Regions from separate parts of the Homo sapiens genome. Here region 2 is linked to region 1. The links are chromatin contacts, found by Hi-C or POLR2A ChIA-PET in ENCODE. All regions are on one chromosome and are shown on one strand. The core of a region is the stretch at or near the end of the contact, and the rest is flanking DNA. Distances in the headings are between cores, read along the strand shown.

Region 1 (2,635 bases), core at 88-2,587:
CGCGATCTCGGCTCACTGCAACCTCCGCCTCTTGGGTTCAAGCGATTTTCTTACCTCAGCCTCCCAAGTAGCTGGGATTACAGACATCTACCACCACAAAATTTTTTTGTATTTTTAGTAGAGACAGCGTTTCACCATGTTGGTCAGGCTGGTCTCAAACTCCTGACCTCAGGTGATACGCCCACCTCAGCCTCCCAAAGTGCTGGGATTACAGGCATGAACCACTGCCCCCGGCCTGTATTCTGAACTTCTATAGCCACCTTCACTTGTCTCTGTTTCCTATTCCATTCCTTTTTACACATGCATTATTTCAGACTGGGCTGGATTGTCCTGGAAGGCAGGATTCGTGTTGGAAAATATGTTCTTAGTAGGGGAGTGAAAAATTCGTATGCTTTTGTACCATATCAGTCTTATTAAGCCAGTCTCAGTTAGACCTGAAATTTATTTTCATGTCTTATCTTTGTCTCATCTCAGCTTAATATTGAGCGACTCTTGAATCTTTTAGAGTAGTTGTGATGGGCAGATACACCATTTGCTGTACCACATAGATCCTAAGAAATAATATCACCAGGCCATTTTCAAAGTCAAAAGCCACATAATTTAGTGTTTGGAAATACAAGATTTTTTTTTTTCCTCAAGTGTGGAGACTAGAAAAGTAAGCTGGAATGCCAAACACTTGTTTTGAAATTCTTTTAAACATTATAATTGATATTCCTTATGTTTGGCTTTGAAAACAATTCTCTCCAGAGCCTACAAAGAGCTCCCTCCGATCCTGGTAGCCGGCTGAGGCCGCAATGCTGGAAAAGTTGCCTGCCTGGGTCTGGGAGTCAATTCTGTTCTTTCTCATCAATAGTGGGAGGAGCCAAAGACGATGGAGCTCTAAAGTGTGGACCTCTTTCAGAGCAGTTAAAAAAATCAGTGTCTCTGGCAGAAGAAAAAGGGTAGGGGGAAGGACAACTCAGATCTTGGATCATAAATGAAAGCATCTCTTTAAGCCGCTGCTCCCTCCTTCCTCCTACCCCCAGGCTGCGCTCACACAGAATCGCAGAATCATCACCAAGAGTGGGTTTAAATTTGGTTGCACTGGTAAGGGTAAGGCCCTGACATGACCGTAAATTACAGGGGATGGGGTGCAGCAGCTGGAACTTAATGGGATTATTCTGGGTTGTGACCCCTGCCGGGCAACCCCACCAGGGAGAAGCCTCTGCATCCACACTAAAATTGCTCTGCACTCCATCAGCTGGAAAGGTGTCATATTGCGTTGTGTCAGTGACTTGAGAGTTCTTAATTCAGAGCAGCTGGTTGACCTCTGCAGGAAGGAGTGGCCTCTTTGGGCTATTTCCTCCTCACTGTCTCTTCAAACTTTGCTTTTGTGGAGTTTGGGCAGCAGATCTAATTGGTGGCTCTGTGGGCTTCCATGTGACTTTTCTGTAGCAGCACTTCCATCGGAGCTCCTTCCTCTTCCTCTAGGACCCGCGTTTTATTTTATTTTAGTTTCTTTGAGATGGAGTTTTGCTCTGTTGCCTGGCTGGAGTGCAGTGGCACTATTTTGGCTCACTGCAACCTTCGCCCCCCGGGTTCAAGCAGTTCTCCTGCCTGAGCCTCCCGAGTAGCTGGGATTACAGGTGCCCATCACCACGCCCTGCTAATTTTTGTATTTTTAGTAGAGACAGGGTTTCAACATGTTGGCCAGGCTGGTGTCAAACTCCTGACCCCAAGTGATCCACCTGCCTCGGCCTCCCAAAGTGCTGGTATTACAGGCATGAGCCACCGCGCCCGGCATGGGCCTGCATTTTAATCAAATCTCTAGTCACCTTTTCCTGGCCCAAGCGGTTCTGGAGAGCACCACCTCTCAGATCATGGAATTGAAGCTGGTTGGACGCATATGTTAAGTGTGGCTGTTACTTAAATACGTGGTCACCAGAATAGCTAATTAACATGCTTCCCTGCCCCTTCTGCCGTCCCCTGCACACAGAAAGGAAAATAATGTTTTATTTTTAATTTTTTGGCTTCTCTGATTTTGCTTGCTATTTTTGGCCGAAAGTCTATTTTATTAAGTTCAAAGGCATCTCTGTTTTGCCAGGAGTGGAGAAATAGAGCAACTTGCCAGCAGTACCTGAAGAGACCAGGGTCTTCTGGGCCATAGTGTTATTCTGGGAATCCTGGTTTCCACAGGAAGCATGCTGTTGATTTTTGTTTCTAATGTTGGAGTTTCGTAGTAACACTGTTTTAGTATTGGGGGACTGGGTGATGAGATTCCTCTTGGTATTTCATCCATTTACAGGCCACCACTGACTGAGCACCTACTACCTGTCCTGTGCTCTATTCTGAGACACAAGGATGAATGATCTGTGTCTTTAATGCTTGTGAGGCTCAGAGAGTATCGAGGAAGAAAGTTATGTAAACTGTGGATTGTAATGTAATGTGATAAGTACGGGTGTGTGTCTATTTGCAACACGAATGCTTCCAGGCATGCCAGCTTGTGGGTACAGATGAGGTCAAATGCACTGTCAGAACTCACATTTCATTGTTCCGGCCCCTCCCCCATCACTCAGAACCTCAGCCATTTATCGCTGTGAGTCCCTGGGGTCTCGCTTCTTTTCTTTGGCTCGTGCCTTTATGCTGTCCCTGGCCC
Region 2 (2,635 bases), core at 81-2,580, 47 kb before region 1:
CATTCTCCTAGGAGCCCATTTCTCCTTCCAAAAGTCATTTGCTTTTCCATTAGTGCCCTCTCTCCCCAACCCTTCCTCCAGTAAGTTAGGTACATAGACCTCAAATTCTTTTTTTTTTTGAGACAGAGTCTTGCTGTGTCTCCCAGGCTGGAGTGCAATGGCGCAATCTTGACTCACTGCAACCTCCACCTCCCAGATTCAAGTGATTCTCCTGCCTCAGCCTCCTGAGTAGCTGGGACTACAGGCGCCCATCACCATGCCTGGCTAATTTTTGTATTTTTAGTAGAGACGGGGTTTCACCATGTTGGCCAGGCTGGTCTTGAACTCCTGACCTCAAACAATCCACCCACCTCGGCCTCCCAAAGTGCTGGGATTACAGGTGTGAGCCACGGTGCCTGGCCAGTAGACCCCAAATTCTAACCACCCCTGTGAGTTGCTCCTCACTGGGTGCTCTCATATGTAAGGAAGATGCACAGGTTTACAAACTCCTGTTGGTTTTTCTCTCATGAATCTGTCTTTTATCAGCTTAGTTTATAGGGCACTAGTCAATAACCTAGGAGGGTAGAGGTAAAAAGGTTTTCTTCCCATACACCTGTGTCCTTACTGAGACCTCTCTGTGGCTTGGGAAGTCTTTGAGAACACCAGACAGCAGGCAGCACAGCCCCTGGCTCCCAGTAACCTGCCAAAAAGATTTGGTGAGTCCAGGCATGGTGGCTCATGCCTGTAATCCCAGCACTTTGGGAGGCTGAGGCAGGTGGATCACCTGAGGTCAGGAGTTCAAGACCAGCCTTGCCAACGTAGTGAAACCCCGTCTCTACTAAAAATATAAAAATTAGCTGGGTGTGGTGGTGGGCGCCTGTAGTCCCAGCTACTCGGGAGGCTGAGGCAGGAGAATTGCTTGAACCAGGGAGGCGGAGGTTGCAGTGAGCTCAGACCATGACACTGCACTCCAGCCTAAGTAACAGAGTGAGACTCTGTCTCAAAACAAAAACAAAAACAAAAACAAAAAACTCAAAAACAAAAAACAACCCAAAAAGATTTGGTGAGTAAATAACAGAATATCTTACTCTGAGTGACAGCATTTAAATGCAAGTGGTCCTAACCAATCTGTGTATTAGTCACTCAGGGCTTCAGCTGAGATCTGTAGAGTGGGTGATGGGGTTTTGGAGGAGAGGAAAGGGCATTTTGGAGGGAGGGGTTGAGTCTCTGTGTGCAGGTCTTGCATTGTTGATTTAAGATGGGGTGTGGGGCCCAGTTGTATGCCTATTCAATGTATTAGTAATTCGTCAGCCACACCTAACTTTGTGGTTCTAGGTGTGTCTCTTCTAACCCACTCACTGGGCCAACCAGGGGCCAATCAGCCTTTTTCTTATCTGGTATTGGCACCAGGGAATTATAAGTCTTTAAAGCCAAGTGCTAAGTTTCCAGGGTTGGGGCCACTTGGCTACCTCCGGGAGGCTGTGATTTGAATCTTATATCTGATCTGCTATGGGTTCCTCCCCTGGCCATTCCCAGAAGGTAAACTTTCATCCTCTTCTGCTGACTTTTCCTTATGGTTTTGTCCTGCTCAACTGCCTGCCAGTGTCAACTCCTAATGCCTGCTTTCAGATATTTTGAAGAATGGGACTTCAACAGGGCTTTCTCCTATCCTGATCCAATTGATACGCAATCAGTTGATGTATTATTAAAGGATTTTACAGCTGCAAAGGGTTGGAGATCATCTTAAAGGGAGATTTCTGGGGTTAAAAGTTGACCTGGTACTGGCTGGGCGCGGTGGCTCATGCCTGTAATCCCAGCACTTTGGGAGGCCGAGGCAGGTGGATCACGAGGTCAGGAGATCAAGACTATCCTGGCTAACACGGTGAAACCCCGTCTCTACTAAAAATACAAAAAATTAGCCGGGCGAGGTGGTGAGTGCCTGTAGTCCCAGCTACTCGGGAGGCTGAGGCAGGAGAATAGCGTGAACCCGGGAGGCGGAGCTTGCGGTAAGCCGAGATCCCATGATGGCTCTCCAGCCTGGGCAACAGAGCGAGACTCCGTCTCAAAAGAAAAAACAAAAGACAAAAGTTGATCTGGTACTTATTTCAAAGAATACACGTCATTATTTCTAAATGGCCCTTGCATTTTACAAGAAAATGAATCTGTGCAGTGGTTATTGTGGAAGAGGATGTACCTTTCTTTTCCAAGTGCTTGGGGTGGATTACCTGTCCTGGGAAGACAGCTTAGGGTCTTCTGTTTGATAGCATCCAGCTTGGAGGGAAACTAGGGACCCCTTAACATGGGAGTCGGAGGTGACTGCAAGAGGTCACACCAGGAAATTAAATAATATACTAAATAGCACAGCAAGAAGGCAGTATCTTTCAATTCCCTTTTATGCCCACTGATTAGATCAGAGAGCCTCAGCTTAGTCCTAAAATGTCTTGAACACTTCTCTGACACCAATTCTTCTTCTCCTTTTCTATCGGCTTTCTCTTCTTCTTCCTCATCATCGTTCTTCTGGTAAGTAAAGAGGGAGCAATTCCCAGGCTCTCAGCTTTCAGGAGCTTGCTGGAATCTAGAACATTTTCTCCATTATGTTTATTTTTCTGGCTGCCTTGTGTTTATGGCAAGTGACATTGGTTTTTCCCTTCCCCAT

Evidence for each region. Hi-C counts contacts between places; a loop is a spot of excess contacts on that map. ChIA-PET counts read pairs that join two places held with the same protein, here RNA polymerase II (POLR2A). Pooled maps may share reads with other maps.
Region 2: a loop to region 1 is called in a map of transverse colon, with 9 times the contacts of the local background. The contact joins two enhancer-like sites. A Hi-C loop is called at or near these places in 5 of 168 maps with a recorded cell type or tissue (CD14-positive monocyte, gastrocnemius medialis, psoas muscle and 1 more) and 8 of 50 pooled maps. POLR2A ChIA-PET finds 5 or more read pairs at or near these places in 6 of 52 experiments (B cell, BJ, CD8-positive, alpha-beta memory T cell and 3 more).

What each region holds. Positions count from the first base shown.
Region 1 is chr6:14,882,738-14,885,372 of GRCh38, reverse strand. The region is part of intron 2 of LOC105374945 (a long non-coding RNA gene); the gene reads left to right. Among named protein-coding and RNA genes, the nearest start is that of JARID2-DT, 360 kb to the left of the region's middle. RefSeq lists an enhancer at 1,441-2,152. Within about 2 kb of position 1,337, at least 2 of the 41 ENCODE cell types and tissues checked have a DNase peak (open chromatin) inside an H3K27ac peak, as active enhancers do.
Region 2 is chr6:14,929,271-14,931,905 of GRCh38, reverse strand. The region is part of intron 2 of LOC105374945 (a long non-coding RNA gene); the gene reads left to right. Among named protein-coding and RNA genes, the nearest start is that of JARID2-DT, 310 kb to the left of the region's middle. RefSeq lists a silencer at 1,082-1,282. Within about 2 kb of position 1,330, at least 2 of the 41 ENCODE cell types and tissues checked have a DNase peak (open chromatin) inside an H3K27ac peak, as active enhancers do.